Regions from separate parts of the Homo sapiens genome. Here region 2 is linked to region 1. The links are chromatin loops, found by intact Hi-C in ENCODE. Cell type or tissue: natural killer cell. All regions are shown on one strand. Each heading gives the region's core, and the rest is flanking DNA. Links, peaks and the distances in the headings are about the cores only. Region 1 overlaps LINC02937 (long intergenic non-protein coding RNA 2937). Region 2 has its middle 75 kb from the start of MIR3910-2.

Evidence for each region. Peaks named below come from ENCODE experiments on the same cell type or tissue, not always from the same donor. Only the 100,000 strongest peaks of a DNase experiment are listed, where the experiment ranks them.
Region 2: a loop joins it to region 1, with 6 times the contacts of the local background. A loop is called at or near these places in 2 of 110 quality-filtered maps.

Annotation. Positions count from the first base shown.
Region 1 is chr9:91,146,236-91,154,567 of GRCh38, reverse strand. All of the region lies in intron 1 of LINC02937 (long intergenic non-protein coding RNA 2937), which reads left to right. The region is part of intron 2 of LINC00484 (long intergenic non-protein coding RNA 484); the gene reads right to left. Among named protein-coding and RNA genes, the nearest start is that of LINC02937, 13 kb to the left of the region's middle. RefSeq lists enhancers at 6,713-6,832, 7,240-7,807. In natural killer cell, for the core only: no CTCF peak of the experiment used is centred there; a DNase peak (open chromatin) is centred at 3,377; H3K27ac peaks cover 3,336 bases.
Region 2 is chr9:91,707,080-91,715,411 of GRCh38, reverse strand. No RefSeq gene overlaps it. Among named protein-coding and RNA genes, the nearest start is that of MIR3910-2, 75 kb to the right of the region's middle. RefSeq lists a silencer at 736-785. In natural killer cell, for the core only: no CTCF peak of the experiment used is centred there; a DNase peak (open chromatin) is centred at 3,201; H3K4me3 peaks cover 642 bases; H3K27ac peaks cover 2,009 bases.

The DNA of each region.
Region 1 (8,332 bases), core at 8-8,007:
TCAGTTTGAGACAAGGACTGGATGCACAATGGGCCCTTTAACAACATAGGTTTGAACTGTGTGGGCCACTTATATGCAGATTTTCTTCCACCTCTGCCATTCCTGGGACAGTGAGACCAATCCCTCTTCTTCCTCCTCCTCGACCTACTCCACTTGAAGACAGGGATGAAGACCTCTATGATGATCCGCCCCCACTTGGTGAATAGTAAATATATTTTCTCTTTAATGATTTTCTTAATTATATTTTCTTCTTTCTAGCTTACTTTACTTTAAGAATACAGTATATGACATATATAACATATGAAATATGTGTTAATTGGCTATTTATGTTATCAGTAAGGCCTCTGGTCAACAGCAAGCTATTACTGTAAAGTTTTGGGGGGAGTCGAAATGTATACGAGGATTTTTGACTGCATGAGAGTTGGTGCTCCTAACCCCTGCATTGTTCAAGGGTCAACTGTACTTCGAGGTACTACAATTTTAGTGATTAATTTGTCTTTCTTGTTGGTGCTTTATTGTGTGGGTTGATTTGTTTTCATGAATATGTATTGGTAAATAAAATAAAAGAGTTTTAAAAAAGGAAAGCCTAGGCTGGGTGCACTGGCGCACGCCTGTAATCCCAGCACTTTGGGAGGCCCAGGCGGGTGGATCATGAGGTCAGGAGTTCAAGACCAGCCTGCCAAGATGATGAAACCCCATCTTTACTAAAAATACAAAAATTAGCTGTGTGTGGTGGTGGGCACTACTCAGGAGGCTGAGGCAGAGAATTGCTTGAACCCGGGAGGCAGCGGTTGCAGTGAGCCGAGATCGCACCACTGCACTCCAGTCTGGGTGACAGAGCAAGACTTCGTCTCAACAAAAGCCTGTGTTAACTGCACCCATTAGCTGTGTGCTCTTCAGCAAATAACTTACAAGGGGCCCTCCACCTTTCCCTACTCATTCCCTCTGAAACTGCATTTGCAAAATTTATGACAGTGAGAGAAATCTGACTTAGTTGATTGCATCTTGCTTCTGACCTCCAAGCTGTCCTTGGTCAAGGCAGCATGGGCCAAGGTAACTTTAGGAGGAATATAGTTTATAGTTTAACTTAAAAGCAAGGGTAAAAGTAAATCCCTCCATAAAACTAACCCCCTCCTTGCTCAGGGACCAAAAACCGCCTTTGTAAGACTAATGAAGGATGACAAGATTAGAATTGTGGGAGAGGCCTGAACTCTGCCTAAATGATGGCATAATTTCTATAATCCCTTACTGCTCAGGGGTCATGTGGCCAGAGGTCACAAGATTTGTGACGTTCCCCAATTGCTCCTGTGGATACATCACTATTGTAGAACCTAAGATTGGTTTTATCTGATTTTTTTCAGACTGACTTCACCTGGACCCCTGACTCATAACTCAGCTGGTCCTGTGGTTCCACCCAGAGGTGGACTCAGTGCACAAGGATTGTTTTCCACCCCTTTATGATTTCCTCCCCAGCTAATCAGCAGCACCCATTCCCTAGTCCCCCAGCCCACCGAATACTTGAGTAATAACTTCATTTCTCCTGCATGGGCCAGCCTTACGTCAGTTAAACTCTTTCTCTGTTGCAATGCCCTGGTCTCAGTGGATGGATTTCGTGCAGTGGGCAGGAAGAACCCATCAAGTGGTTACACTTTTACCTCAGTTCCCTCCAGGACTCAGGAACTCCTCTCTGGGCCATTGTAAAGATGAGAAATAATACACATACAGCCTGGAGCTCAGTGTTATTTGGGCAAGGTTGTGGGTAAATGTTTGTAGGTAAAAGATGGGAATCAGATCTACCCAGACAGCTCTTCATGCATGCACGTTGGGGAGACAGAAAACTCACCATCCAGGGAAGGCTTTCACCCATGTGATGACTTATTTTATGAGTCAATTTGAGTGGACCGTAGGTGCTCAGATTAAACATTATTTGGGTGTGTCTGTGACAGTTTTCTGATGGGATTAGCATTTGAACCAGAAGACTTAGTGAAGCGGATGCCCTTCTCAATGTAGGTGGGCCTCATCCAACCCCTTGAGGGTCTGCACAAAACAAAAGACAGAGAACAGAGGAATTTGCTCTCTTCCCCCCTTTCCTCCATGCTTGAGCTGGGACATCTCATTTCTTCTTCTTCTGCCCTGGGATTGGGATTTACATCATCTGTTCCCCTGGTTCTCAGGCTGTTGGAACAGGAGTGAATTGTAACACTGGCTTTCTTGGGTCTCCAGTTTGCAGATGGCAGATCTCAGGGCTTGTCAGCCTCCATAACTGTGTGAGCCAATTCCTCAGATAAATTTCTTCCTGTGTACATACCCTGTTGGCTCTGTCTCTGGAGAAGCCTGTCTAATTCACATGTGGTGGGCAGGGATGGTTAGCTGGCTGAGCTCCTCCCTTTCCTCACTCCATGTTGTCCTGTGCTCTCCCTGGGCCATTGGGGTGACAGAGGGGAGGAAGGGAGGGAGGAGACGCAGTGGAGAGGATGGAGGAGGTTTGCTGGGGAGTGCAAGGGGCAGTAAAGGGCAGCAAAGGGCAGCAAAAGGCAGCTGAGCTGTGTGGGAGGCAGGGAGTGGGAAAGCAAGATGGCGGCGGGAGGTTGAGGGATGTGGTGGGAGCTCAGTCCCCTTGTGTGGTTGGAGACTTGCAGAGCTGGCTTGATTATCCTCAAGTCCCCTTTGGTCCCTGGGCAGCAACACCCACGAAAAAGTGCTGATTTCCCCAGACCATGGTGCAGCTACCACCCACTGAACCAGGGTTGAAGCTTTTATACTCAAGGGAGAGTGGAAACTTCTAGAATAGGGAACAGCTTGGTGAGCAGGTAAATATGGGCAGGCAACATTTCCGAGAGTGGGTGTGCAGATGGTGGGCAGTGGGGGGGAGGCACACTATTTTTTTTTCCCCAAAAGAACTAACTCATTCCTTAACTCATTCCTTAGAGAAAACTTCATGAAAACAGAAACAACGATGCTCCCAGAATCACAATCATATGTTGGATTTACTCACTTGAAGCTTCTCTCCAGATGTGGTTAAGGAAATATGACAAATAGACCTTGTTCTGATTTTTACTTTCTCTAAAGAACTAATATAGCTGATGGATTTATGATGAGAAAGCCATTAACACCATGAGCTGGATTCATAGTGCTCCTTGTCTCTCAAAAAATTGAGATACTTTGAAATAATAGGTATGTTTCTTTAAGAACACATTCTAGAAATTCAGGGCAAGAAGACCCTGCATCTGAAAGAACACACAAGTGGACATTCTGTGTTCAGAGAGACGAGAAGTTCCTGCCCTGGGGGACTATTTGGGTACTCAGTGTTCATAATGATAAGATTCATTTAAAAGGCAAAAACCCACAAACTAAAATGCGGTCAAACTGTTGCAGAGAGTAGGGGTGACGTACAAGGTGAAGGAAACAGAAGTTTTGTGGTTTAATAGCTGGTTTCATGATGAGTTATGGTATTTCTTCAGAAAAACTCTGCAAGCAGTTACGTGGTGCTATTAGACAGCTTTGGGAACTAATTCAGTCATGGTTTTGTAACTCATCTTCAATGGTGCTTGTTTTTTTGTTTGTTTGTTTTTGGTTCGTCTTCACAGTCACAGCCCAATATTTTTGTTTGGAGGTGGGGAGGGAGTGGGTTCCAATTATCTGCTGCTGTGTAATAAACCATCCAAAATGCAGCAGCATAGAGCTACCATTTTATTATTCCAGTTCTTCAGATTGCCTGGGGTCAGCAGGATGGTTCTTCTGCTGACCTCCTTTGGGGTCTCTCCTATTGGCAATGACTGGTAATAGGGCTGAATCACCTGGCCCTGGGACTAGGAAATGGAACATGGACAGCTGAGCCTCTCTCTTTCTCCTTGTGGCCTCAGGACTTCTCCATGTAGTCTCTCCAGCAGGTCGATGGTCTTTTAAAATCAGGGGTCAGCAAACTTTTCAGTACAAGACCAAATATTTTAGACTCTTTGACCATATAGTCTATGTCACAAGTACTCAACTCTACCATTGTAATGCAAAGGTAGCCATAAATGCCCATAAACAGATGGACATTGCTCTGCTGCAATAAAGCTTTATTTACAAAAATAGACAGTGGGCTGGATTTGGCCCATGGGCCATAGTTTGCCAACCCCTGTCTTACATGGTGGTTCAGGACTCCCAAGAGCACAAGAACAAACATTGCCAAGCTCTACAAGTTAGGCCCAGAACAGGCACAGAGTCACCTGATACACTGTTGACTAAAGTGGGTCTCAGGCTTAGTCCAGACACAATGTTGGAAAGCAGGGAAGAAAGAATGTTTCTTCCGCCCTTTTAGGTTTAGTGACTGTGGCCTGCAAATTAAACTAACAAAGGACAGATTAACAGGAGAAAAAGTATACAAATTGTATTTGATGTTAATATCTTAATTTTTGGGCTGGGCATGGTGGCTCATGCCTGTAATCCCAGCACTTTGGGAGACTGAGGCAGGCAGATCACTTGAGGCCAGTAGTTTGAGATCAACCTGGCCAACATGGCGAAACCCCGTCTCTACTAAAAATACAAAATTAGCTGGGCATGGTGGTGCACACCTGTAATCCTAGCTACTCAGCAGGCTGAGGCAGGAGAATCGCTTGAAGCCCTGAGGTAGGAGAATCGCTTGAAGCCAGGAGGCGAAGGTTGCAGTGAGCTGAGATCGCACCCACTGCACTCCAAGCCTGGGCAAAAGAGCGAGAGTCAGCCAGGCATGGTGGCTCATGCCTGTAATCCCAGCAGTTTGGGAGGCCAAGGTGGGCAGATGACCTGAGGTCAGGAGTTCGAGACTAGCCTGACCAACATGGAGAAACCTCGTCTGTACTTAAAAAAATAATAATAATAATACAAAATTAGCCAGGCGTGGTGGCACATGCCTGTAATCCCAACTCCTTGGGAGGCTGAGGCAGGTGAATCGCTTGAACCCAGGAGGCGGAGGTTGCACTGAGCCAAGATTGCACCACTGCACTCCAGCCTGGGCAATAGAGGGAGATTCCATCTCAAAGAGTGAGAGTCTGTCTCAAAAACATTTTTTAAAAAATTTTTACATGTAAACAAGTATCTTACAGAAAGTGAAAACCCAAAGAAAGAGTTATGACTGAGAACTCATATACCATTTTAACAAAGACTGTAAACTTGTGGCAAAATGACAAGGCAAAGACAAAGGATTTGAAATTCTAGTGGTGATAAACCGTGGAATGTCAAATATGTGGGGGAAAACTAATGGAAGATAAGGTTTATTTAGTAAGTTTGTTTATGCAGATTGAAGCCAGTATCATGTCAAGGGATAAGCATTGTCTCCTTTTCCTGGCAGAGGGGGACCCCTTCACAAAGGGAAATTTATGCCCTCCTTTACACAGGTGGGAAATAATAGAGAGATTTTCCTGCTTCTGCTATTTCTCATTTGCCTTCAGCTCAAAATAATCCTTATGCCAAAGTGGTATATTCTGGGGTGGCATGCTCTGACTCCCTTCAGGGATGACTGCAGAAGGGCAGTTACAAGGATTTGGGGTTCTTGGGGCCATCTTTGGAGACACATGGCACAGGGGAGTGAGAGATGTAAGGTCACTCTTTGGTGTTTGATTTTAAGGAAACATTAGTGTATGCAAACTTTGTGTTTAAACCAAAGAGCAGAATTTATCATTTGAAATGAAAATTTTATAGCTACTAAAGTAAAAATAGGTGAGTTTAGTTATTTTCTGTTGAGTGCTACTCCACCAAGGTTAACAAAAGGACTGAAGTGCAAGGATTTCGTGGTGGGAACGCTTGTCTCCTTTGCCTGCTTCCCCTCATTCATTATTTTTGTATCCGGATACAGGAAACAGAAATGCTACATGACAATTACTCTCAGATGCAACGGTCTTTCGGACATCATGTTTTGCTGGGGTCAGATGGGGACCTTATTTTCTGTGTGTTCTGGTTCTCCTCTCTGGTAAAGGGGTGTCCCTAGGGGCAGCTTTTAAAGGGCTGAGTGGCTTCAGGCACAGGCAGGGGCCCTCCTGCTGGGGTGATCCCCTGGTGAGACAGAGCCCCTTTACTCTGGTCTGCACTGTTTTACAAACCTTGACTTCCCAAACTCAGGTTCTCCCACCTTAGTTCCAGCCACGAACCTGTTTCTATAATACAATGGATCATGTTACTGCCTTTTGGGAAAACCCCCGACTGCTCCTCCTGATCCTCCTGACTGACTGCAGTGGAAGCATCATCTATATTCCAGCTGAACCATCTTCCTGCCCACCCAGCACACACTGCGCAAGACCCTACTCTATAATCCCCTGGACTCTTCAGTCTTCCCAAAGGAGTCCCGAACCTTCCTATCTTCTCATGTTTACTCAAAGCCTGAAATGCTTCCCCCATTTGAAGATGATTCTCCAAATCTCAACCTAAGTGCCCCTTTCTCCAGGAAGCCCTCCTTAGTTTCTTTTTAGTTGGATCAGTTGTTCCTTCCTGAATGAACCCGAGAAGGAGAGAGAGAGAGGGAGAGAGAGAAAGCAGATTTTTACTATTTTACTGAAACATATCCTAGAAGCCCCATGAATACTTTCACATGTAAACTTAGAACACATTTACCTTTGCAGAGTGCAGAGAGTGCAAGAAAGTTTAACTGAAAACTGTGATAGTTTCTGCTTCTTGATGATTCATCTCTTGCATGATGAGCAATTCTGTACCTGGAAGAAGAGTTGCTGAAATATGTTCCCCAATTGCTTGTTCTCATTTCCACATAATGTGTGTGTGTGTGTGTGTGTGTGTGTGTGTGTGTGTGTGAATGCATTAACAAGTTAGCCAGTATATAAGTTTACATGCTGCTCTTCAATTTCTCCAAAACTTTCTTACGGATCATTTAAAAGCTCAATGATGTCCCTTCAATAGCTCAGCTGGTAGAGCAGAGGACTGTAGCTAATTCCTCATAAAATCTCAATGAGATTAAAAACAAGCAAGCAAGCAAGCAAGCAAGCAAACAAACAAACAAACAAACAAACAGCCCAGAAAGGCAGATGCAAAGAAGCAGCTAAGCCTTCCCTGTGGCTATATGAATGGATGCTCAGGAGGGGCCTTTGCCTGGGGTTAGGGAGTACACAGGCTTCTTTTGTTAGTTTTTGTTTTTTCTGTAGTGAGGTTGGCAAAGCTGCCTCCTCTCCCAGCCTTGAGCTGGTGCCTGGGCCTAGGTGGGTGCTACCGAGGTGTAAAAGAAGTCGGGGCTCTTGTGGACAGAGGGACCACCCACCCCAGGATTTGAAGTTAGGACAGGCTCTCCAGGTGAATTTGGGGGGCCTCATGGCAGCAAAGTGCTATGAGCTCAGGCACACTTGAGGGGCACTGGTGCAGGTGAAACAGAACAACCTGAGGATCTCAGCAGGAGGGACAACACGGAGCTGTCCCTGCACTTAGGGGCACAGCCTGCATGCAGGTCACTGTTCCTACACGGCTGCTGCCCCTGTGGGCATGTCACAGTAAGCCGATCACTGTGACTTATGGATTTTGCAAAAGAGTAGGAGTTTATTCACGAGGCAGTCAAGAGAGGAGGCGGGAGGACAGGTCTCAAATTTGCCTCTCTAAAAATAGGACGTGAGGGTACTTATGGGCTAGAAACCCAAGTGGTCTTGAGGTGAAGGGGGAGGTAATGGGAGTTCATGCAAGCCTGGTGGGGCTGCACGGTTCTTCACCGGACACATGCAGAAAAGGGTGGCACTAACCTGATCTAAGGGTGGAGATTTTAGCCCTCTGACGTCAAAAGGTCACTCTTTGGACACCCACACAGGTTCAGCTGAAGGGCTGGTGGACTCAATGAGCTTGAACTGGACAAGTACTGCCCATAGTTCCTGAAAAACAACTCTAAGTGCTGGTTACTATAGTGACCTATAGTCAGAGCCAGTGTAAGGAAGTCAGTGGGAGTTTAGTGAGTACTGCTCAGCTACGTGGCGTTTAGCTATGCGGATTTTTAGATCAACTAGAAGTATGAGATGAAAAGTAAGCAACTTAATCAAGTGAGCCCTCAGCTTCAGGCACATCCTCTTTCTGCCTCTCATCTCTGCATCTTCCCTTCTTTTGCCCAATTGGGCCCAGCCAGAGAACTCTGCCCCATCTGCTGTTTCACACTGTGAGGGCAGTGCACCAGGGTGCGAGGCCCTTGGTATGCGCAGGCTGAGCTGGTGGTTTGAGCACAGGCCGGGGCATTTTCCACAGTGTGGATTGGGACCCCTTAATGGTCATGGACTTAATTTAATAAGATGTGACTGACATTTTAAAAAATGAAATAAAAATAAATTTTAATGAAAGAGTGCATAATGCTAAGGTTTTTTTGTTTGTTTGTTTTGTTTTTTGTTTTTGTTTTTTT
Region 2 (8,332 bases), core at 23-8,022, 560 kb before region 1:
GCATTAGATAAAGGGCGAAAGCCTGCCGCCTCCATCGTGGGCACACCAGGACATCTGGTACCTGCGTTCCTCTGCAGCTTGTGATTCCCAGTGGCTGCACTCTTTCTTTGGAGGCAGAGCTCTTCCTTCACCTGAAGACTCTATCTTTCCTCAGTCGCAGAGCCCAAGACCCCCACGGTTCTGCCAAGACCCTCATAGTTCTGCCTGGGAACTTGGGTTGGGAAAAAAAAAATCACTAACCTACATTTCATTCAGAACTGCGATGTAGCATTTCCCTTATTATACACATAGGGAAAAAACCCAGAGACGTATTGCTATTATGGGTGGCTGGTCGCCACTAAACACTGGTTATTTTCATGTCACTTTGCAGTTGTGGCCGATACTAGAAATTCTATTTCGCTCATCACTGCTTGACAATAACACACATTATTGGGCCCGCTGCAAAATCTTGTTATTGAGTTAATACAGAAGCACACAAATGATAACACATCCCAATGTTATTTTTTAAATATTTTGATAATTTTAATATTAGATGTTATCTTTGAAGTTTGTGTTTTATTTTTTGTGTTATGAAATTATACCCTGAGAAGAGACCCAAGTCCAAATGGGTCCAAGGTGCAGAAAAGGTTAGGGGCCCTGGAATGACCTGTCTTCCTCTGGGACCACTCCCCCGCATGCTGGAACCCCCGGGCGGGCGCGGGTCCTTAGCTCAGGTCCTCCCTTCATACGCTCGCTACGGCTCCGCCTCCTCCTGGCCTCGGGCGTGCTCCAGACCTCCCCGCAGGCGCCTCCCCGCCCACCCCTGGCTCCTCGCCCTACCCAGTTGGGTCCGGCGAGAGGGAGGGGTCCGGCGAGAGGGAGGGGTCCGGCGAGAGGGAGGGGTCCGGCGAGAGGGAGGGGTCCGGCGAGAGGGAGGGAGGTCTCTCTATCGACCTACAGTTCTCATTCTGTTTTGCCAAGTGTACGCCAAGAAGGACATGGCGCCGCGTAAAAGCAGGAACGACGTCTCCTGGGCTGAACAGGAGCACAAACTGTTCTGAAAGGGTTTTTTTTTTTTTTTTTTTCGGAGTAAATGTTGATTCGCTGCTGTTCTTGCTTGGGAGCTGGTGCCTGTCTGCTGTGCTCGCGGGCTCTGAATTTTTAATTTTAAAATTAAAAATATTTAAATTTTAATTTAACTTTAAAATTGAAGTTTAATTTTTTAAAAAATATTTTTTAATTTCAAAAATTTAATTTTTTTATAATTTCAGGTAAATTTTCTTCAAGTTTTAATAACGCAGTAAGAGTAAACTTCTAGTTACCTAAAATAGTTTTCAATGTGAACTTCATTCGCTTAACATAAATGTTACGTTTCTCTCCTACAAAATACAATTGACCATGTTCACAAGGGTTCTCTTTCTTTTTTCCCTAAAAGTAATTTTAGTTCACAGCCAGAAAAAGGTCCTTCAGTTTAAGAAGGGGGGGGGGGGGTAGCATAAATACCAGTCCCTGGACAAATGTGTGTGTCGAGGTACGTGAAAGCCACAGATGGAGAAAGTCAGTCCCCACCTGCGAAGGTGGCATCGTGGGAGGTGAGGTCCCTAAGGCAGGGTTTCTCCCTCTTGTGTTCACTGCTGGTCCCCAGCACAGAGAGGCGCTCCATAAATAATTGTTCCCACACACAGATACACACTCATATACACATATACTATACACACACCACGTTCCATACACACTACACATATTCATATATAAGAGCTGCTCTCTGCTGGCACGGAGGTCCATGGACGGGGTGGGAGGAGACTCACGTGTTGTGGGGGCTCCCTCTCTAAGGCAAGTGGTCCCATAAAAGCGAGCAACGCTTTTCTTTTTTAATTTCAGGTAAATTTTCTTCGAGTTTTAGTTATTATGCAGTAAGAGTAAACTTCTAGTTACCTAAAATAGTTTTCAATGTGAACTTCATTAGTTTAACATAACTGTTACATTTCTTTCCTACAAGATACAATTGACCATGTTTACAAGGGAAAGTGATCTGGTAAAAGCTGGCTTTATTATGTGGGTTCTATAAATATGCAAACTCATTGCACATGTAGTGTTCCCTTTTAACAAATTGTATTAACTTGATTATCCCTTCGGGATTTTTTTTTTTTTTTTTTGCTGAAATAACCTAGTCTATATAAAAACCCAATCTCTTCCTTGTATGTGCAAGAAAACTAAAGTGCTTATTAGGAAAGCTGCGTGTTTAATATACTGTGGCCAACACGATTATTTGGAACAGCATTTTTTGGTTAAATTGTGGGTGAAATGCTCTATCCCAAATGCAGACATGCGGTATTAGAGACTAGACCACAGAAATCCCGATGGTCAAACTGATCCGATGTGAGATTATTAGATTAACCTGGACCACAGATGGAGATCTCAGTCTGCTGGAGGCCTGGTGCTATTCTGGGCACAGGGATGGGGCAGAGAACCAAACAGACACATGAAGGGAAGGGAAGTACATTCTACAGGGTTGGGAAGCTCAGTTCCCTGAGGAAAACGCAGCTGGTGAGGGGGATTCCTTGGCCTGAGTGGGTAGTTTAAAGAGTCTGGTCGGAAAGCCTTTCCACTAGTCATCAACTGTGCCTCTAAAAATCACTGTAACTAAGAATCATCTAAAAAGGTGTCTGCACCTGAACCCGGTGATGGCTTCTTCATCCTCTTTAACTGCAAACAAAAATGTGCAGGCTACAGCAGCACAGGCAGCTTATTTGCCAAGAGAGTGTAACATAAAACTGAGAAAGTCACTCTCATTATTTAAAAAAAAAATGCATCTCTGAAAACTGTAACTTCCCAGTTAGTGAAGTTAGGATCTCAGGATCATAGAAAGCGGGAAAAATGACTGGTGGTGAGTCATTTGGATTTGTATGGGAGACAAGAAGCCACTCTTAATCCACATGATTAGCCACACCGGAACCCTTAATTGTCCTTCAAGCAGAAATGAAGGAACTGGGAGAAATGCCACTAGAAAATGAATTCTAATTAATTCATTCATCCAGATCCTTCTCTCTTTTCCCTAAAAATAATTCTAGTCACAGCCAGAAAAAAGGGCAGGAAAGCAGTTTAAAGTGGGGGGTGTAAATACCAATCGGTGGAGAAACCTGCGTGTTGAGGCATTCTCAGAGTGAAAGCCACAAATGGAGGAAGTTGGTCCCCAACTGCGAATGGCATCATGGGAGGTGACGTCCCCAGAGCAGGGTTTCCCCCTCTCTTGTGTTCACTGCTGGTGAAGAGCGTAGGTGCTCCATAAATAATTGTCCCCACACACATACACAGATACTCATACACATACACCACACACACAATTTCACACACACCACACATACCACACACACACCCATACACATACACCACACACACACCCCACACACATTCCACACATACCCATACACATACACACCACACACATTCCACACAGACACCACACATACCACACACACACCCATACACATACACCACACACACAACCCACACATATTCCACACATACCCATACACATACACACCACACATACACATACACCACACACACCCACACCCACACACACGTTCCACACACACCACACACACTCATACACACACACCACACATACACCACACACACCACACACTCATACACACTGCACACACCCACACCCCCACACACATTCCACACACACCACACACACTTACACACCACACACACCTTCAGCACCATACAGACTCATACACACATACACCACACACAGACACGTATTCTGCAAACACCACACACATTCACACACACACCATATACACATTCACATGCACACTTATACACACACACCACACACACCACACACATCTTGCACACACCACACACATACACACCACATCAACCCACACCACACACACACTACACACACACACCTCATATACCAGAGACACATACATAACATATACACACCACACATTTCACACATACCATACACACCGCTCACATATCACACACGCCACATACACATCACAGATAACACACACACCTTGCACACCTCGCACACAAATTACACACACACACCACACATACAGCACACACATGTGCACACACACAAACACTCCAGAAACACCACACATCACATACACAACTCACACACCATCCACACATACACCACACACCTCACACAACCTCACACATACCACAAACACCACACACACACCTCACATACCACACACATACACCACACACATCACACACCACACACCGCAAACATGCACCACACACACACCTCACATACTACACACATCACACACACCATACACATACACTCCACACACATATCACATACATACACTCCACAAACACCAAACACACACCTCACACACACACACCACACACAAACACATACACACCATACACACCTCACACAAAAACACACATCACACAAACATACATATATACATACATTCCACACACAAACCAAACACATCATATACACAAATGCACATACACAGCACATATACCACACACACACAAACCACACAACACACACACACCAGACAAACCCTACACACACCACCCACACATCACACACCACACACCACACACACACAGACACACGCACACAAGTTTCTCTTCTACCCCAAGGAGTGCAATTATTTGTTCACTGGTTTTCTTTCTAAAAATCCTCATTGTGAATTTCTGGTAAATAAAATTCTCCACCTCTAAATTTTTTAGCATTTAGGCTGTTTCTAAACTGTTGCTCTTCTAATGTCATAGTGAACATTCTTGTGCACCAAACATTAACCTGCCACCTTACCTGACTTAGCCGAGTGTGGGCTCGATGGTTGCAGTTACCATCTTTGTGTGTTCTTGCGGTGCCAGCGTGATCCTATCTGCTTTTCTTGTTCTCTGCGTCTTACCTTTATTTACCTTTGTTTTGATTTGTTTTTTGATACTGTTTTGCTTTTCTCGAACTCAAGTTGATTTTCTTCTCACAATCTATGTCCACAGATGGAAGTCAGGGGAACAAAGTTTCGTGTTTCACCGGAAGCCCCTCCTTTCTCCCCCTAACTTGGCTTCAAGTGCAGCCAAGTAATAAAGCCCTCACACAAGGCTTTGTGGTCACAGGTCTTGGTGACCGTGCGCATGAATTCACATGTGCAGAAGAAAAGTAAAACACTTTTCCTGCACTTCCCTCCTACCATGAAGTTAAATTATTGAACTTTTGAAGGCGACTTCTCTTACACCAAGTAAAAATGTCTGCATTAGTTTTCATTTGGATTAAAAAGTAGGACACCAATACTGATACGGGATGAAATGGGGTGCATGTTGGGTGCTGGTGCTCTGTCAGAAGTTAATCCTTCCGTGAGTTCCACTGCCAAATGCCAGGTGACCATCTGCCAAAGCCAGACACTAGAGTGGTGAGGACACGTTTCAATCAGAATCAGTAACTTTTTTTTTTTTTTTTTTCGAGACAGAGTCTTACTCTGTCGCCCAGGCCAGGCTGGAATGCAGTGACACAATCTTGGCTCACTGCAACCTCCGCCTCCTAGGTTCAAGGGATTCTCCAGCCTCAGCCTCCCAAGTAGCTGGGATTACAGGTGTACGCCACCACACCCAGCTAATTTTTGAATTTTTAGTAGAGACGGGGTTTCACCATGTTGGCCAGGCTGGTCTCAAACACCTGACCTCAGGTGATCCACCTGCCTCGGCCTCCCAGAGTGCTGGGATTACAGGCATGAGCCACCGCACCCGGCCTCAATTAGTAACTATTGGTAATAGGAGAAAATCCAGCATGAACGCATCAATCTGAACAGAAGTGACCAGGCATTTTAAAGGGAGGATGAGGGACTAGGGAGTGGGTGAGTAGGGGCTCAGTGGAGCCAGGGAAGTAAAAAATTACAGAGAGCTGGGAAGGCGGCTCTGGTCCATGTGAAACCCATGTGGATTTGCTAACTAACTGACACATATCAAGATTAGGCTCCTGTCTGCCCACAGAGGCTGGGAGACCCTGCTTGAAGGCCCTACCTTCAGGTGTTGGCTGGAATAAACTAAATTCTTTTGGCAGCCTTGAGTTTTCCTAGGCAGGCACATTATGGGTGCTAGGGATATAGCTGTGAGCTATTAGAAACTATGTTAGAGTTTATTGGGGCCTGGTTGAGAAGGGGCTCAAAAGAGACTGTTTAGAGTTTGGCCAAGGAAGAATTTTTGTCACTTGCCTGAGGCCAAAAAGATTGATTAAAAATACAACAACAACAACAACAACAAACAACAACAACAAGAGGTGGGTTACTGTTAGTTAATCAGAAATAGTAAGGTCAGAAATATTCAGAGATAATGAAGGGGTCCATGTTTTGATAAAAGGCCATGAAAAGTCATGGAAGCCACAACTAGTCCACACCAAGCTTGGCAGATAGATGTGTAGAGCAGCAGCTCCCAGGATGAATAGCCACTGTGGGAACATTAAATGCAGCTTTCAGAAATTGAAAGAGCAAGTCAGAAAAAATATCTGCAAACATTTCGTTCTGAAGGACACAATCCCTCAGCTTGGTCTAATTAGGCAGACTGATAACCTTGGTTCATACACATAGTATCAAGTTTTTCTTATAGCACATTTTTAATAATCAATCATGTACTTAACAACGAAGTAAGCCTTATTAAAATCCCCAAAGTAGAAACTTTACAAACTGTTTTTGCTGACCATAATTCCATAAATCTTTTTGTTGTTGTTGTTGAGACAGGGTCTTGCCCTGTCACCCAGGCTGGAGTGCAGTGGCATGATCTCTGCTCACTGCAACCTCTGCCTCCCGGGTTCAAGGAATTCTCATGCCTCAGCCTCCCCAGTAGCTGGGATTACAGGCATGCACCACCACCACCTCTGGCTAATTTTTTTTGTATTTTTATTAGAGACAGGGTTTCACCATGTTGGCCAGGCTGGTCTTGAACTCCTGGCCTCAGGTGATCCTCCCACCTTGGCCTCCCAAAGTGCTGGGATTACAGGCACAAGCCACAATGCCTGGCCCGTAAATCTTAATATGACCAGAAAAATAACTACTTCCAGTCAGGTGCGGTGGCTCACGCCTGCAATCCCAGCACTTTGGGAGGTTGAAGCAGGTGGATCACCTGAGGCCAGGAGTTCAAGACCAGCCTAGTCAACGTGGCAAAACCCTATCTCTCCTAAATATACAAAAATTAGCCAGGTGTGGTGGCACACACCTGTAATTCCAGCTACTCGGGAGGCTGAGGCAGGAGAATTGCTTGAACCAGGGAGGTGGAAGTTGCAGTGAACTGAGATCGCACCACTGCACTCCAGCATGGGCGACAGAGCAAGACGTTATCTCAAAAAAAATATATAATAATAACTACTTGAACACTTTTCTAGGTAAACCCTGGATCAAAGAAAAAATCAAAATCAAATGTCAAGGTATCTAGAAATTAATGAAAGAAGAATACAATTATGGAATACAGCTAAAGCTGCATTCTAAGGAAAAGTTAGAGCTTAACTACTATCTTATTTAAAAACAATAAAAAGCAAGCACAATTTATATTCACAAACAGGAAAGATCCCCAACCCCCATCCTCCTGTCCACACTGCTGTGACACTGGCTTTCAGAGCCCTTAGAGCTTCCTCAACTCTTAACTCTGTTCTCCTCTGCAATCCACCCCCATTCTTTCCTCCCTCTGACATCCTCACTCAGGCCTCGTCTTCGACCCTTTCCTTTCTGAGTGTTCTACTTCTGCTAGTAACTTGTTAAATGAATAGTAAACTGAATTTATTTATTTTTTCATTATTTTCTGACATTAAAAGTGATAAAGAGGCTGGGCGCAGTGGCTCACGCCTGTAATCCCAGCACTTTGGGAGGCCAAGGCAGGTGGATCATGAGGTCAGGGGATTGCGACCATCCTGGCTAACACGGTCAAACCCCGCCTCTACTAAAAATACAAAAAAATTAGCTGGGCATGGTGGCGGGCGCCTGTAGTCCCAGCTACTTGGGAGGCTGAGGCAGGACAATGGCGTGAACCCGGGAGGTGGAGCTTGCAGTGAGCTGAGATTGCACCACTGCACTCCAGCCTGGGCGACAGAGCGAGACTCTGTCTCAAAAAAAAAAAAAAGTGATAACTGATTTTCTGGTAACTTTAGCAAGATGGTGGAAAAGGAGTTCCCTTTCTTGTATCCCCTACAGCAACAACAGTTTTACAGCCATCCACAGACAAAATGCCTGTGTGCAAGCTCTGGGATCCAGGTAGGAGGTTGCAAAACTCTGGTGGAGGCCATGACCAAGGAGGGCCATTTTGAGAAAGCAGGCTCACTGACTATGGCAGTCCCAGGTGGCCAGGCTCACTGACTGTGGTCCCA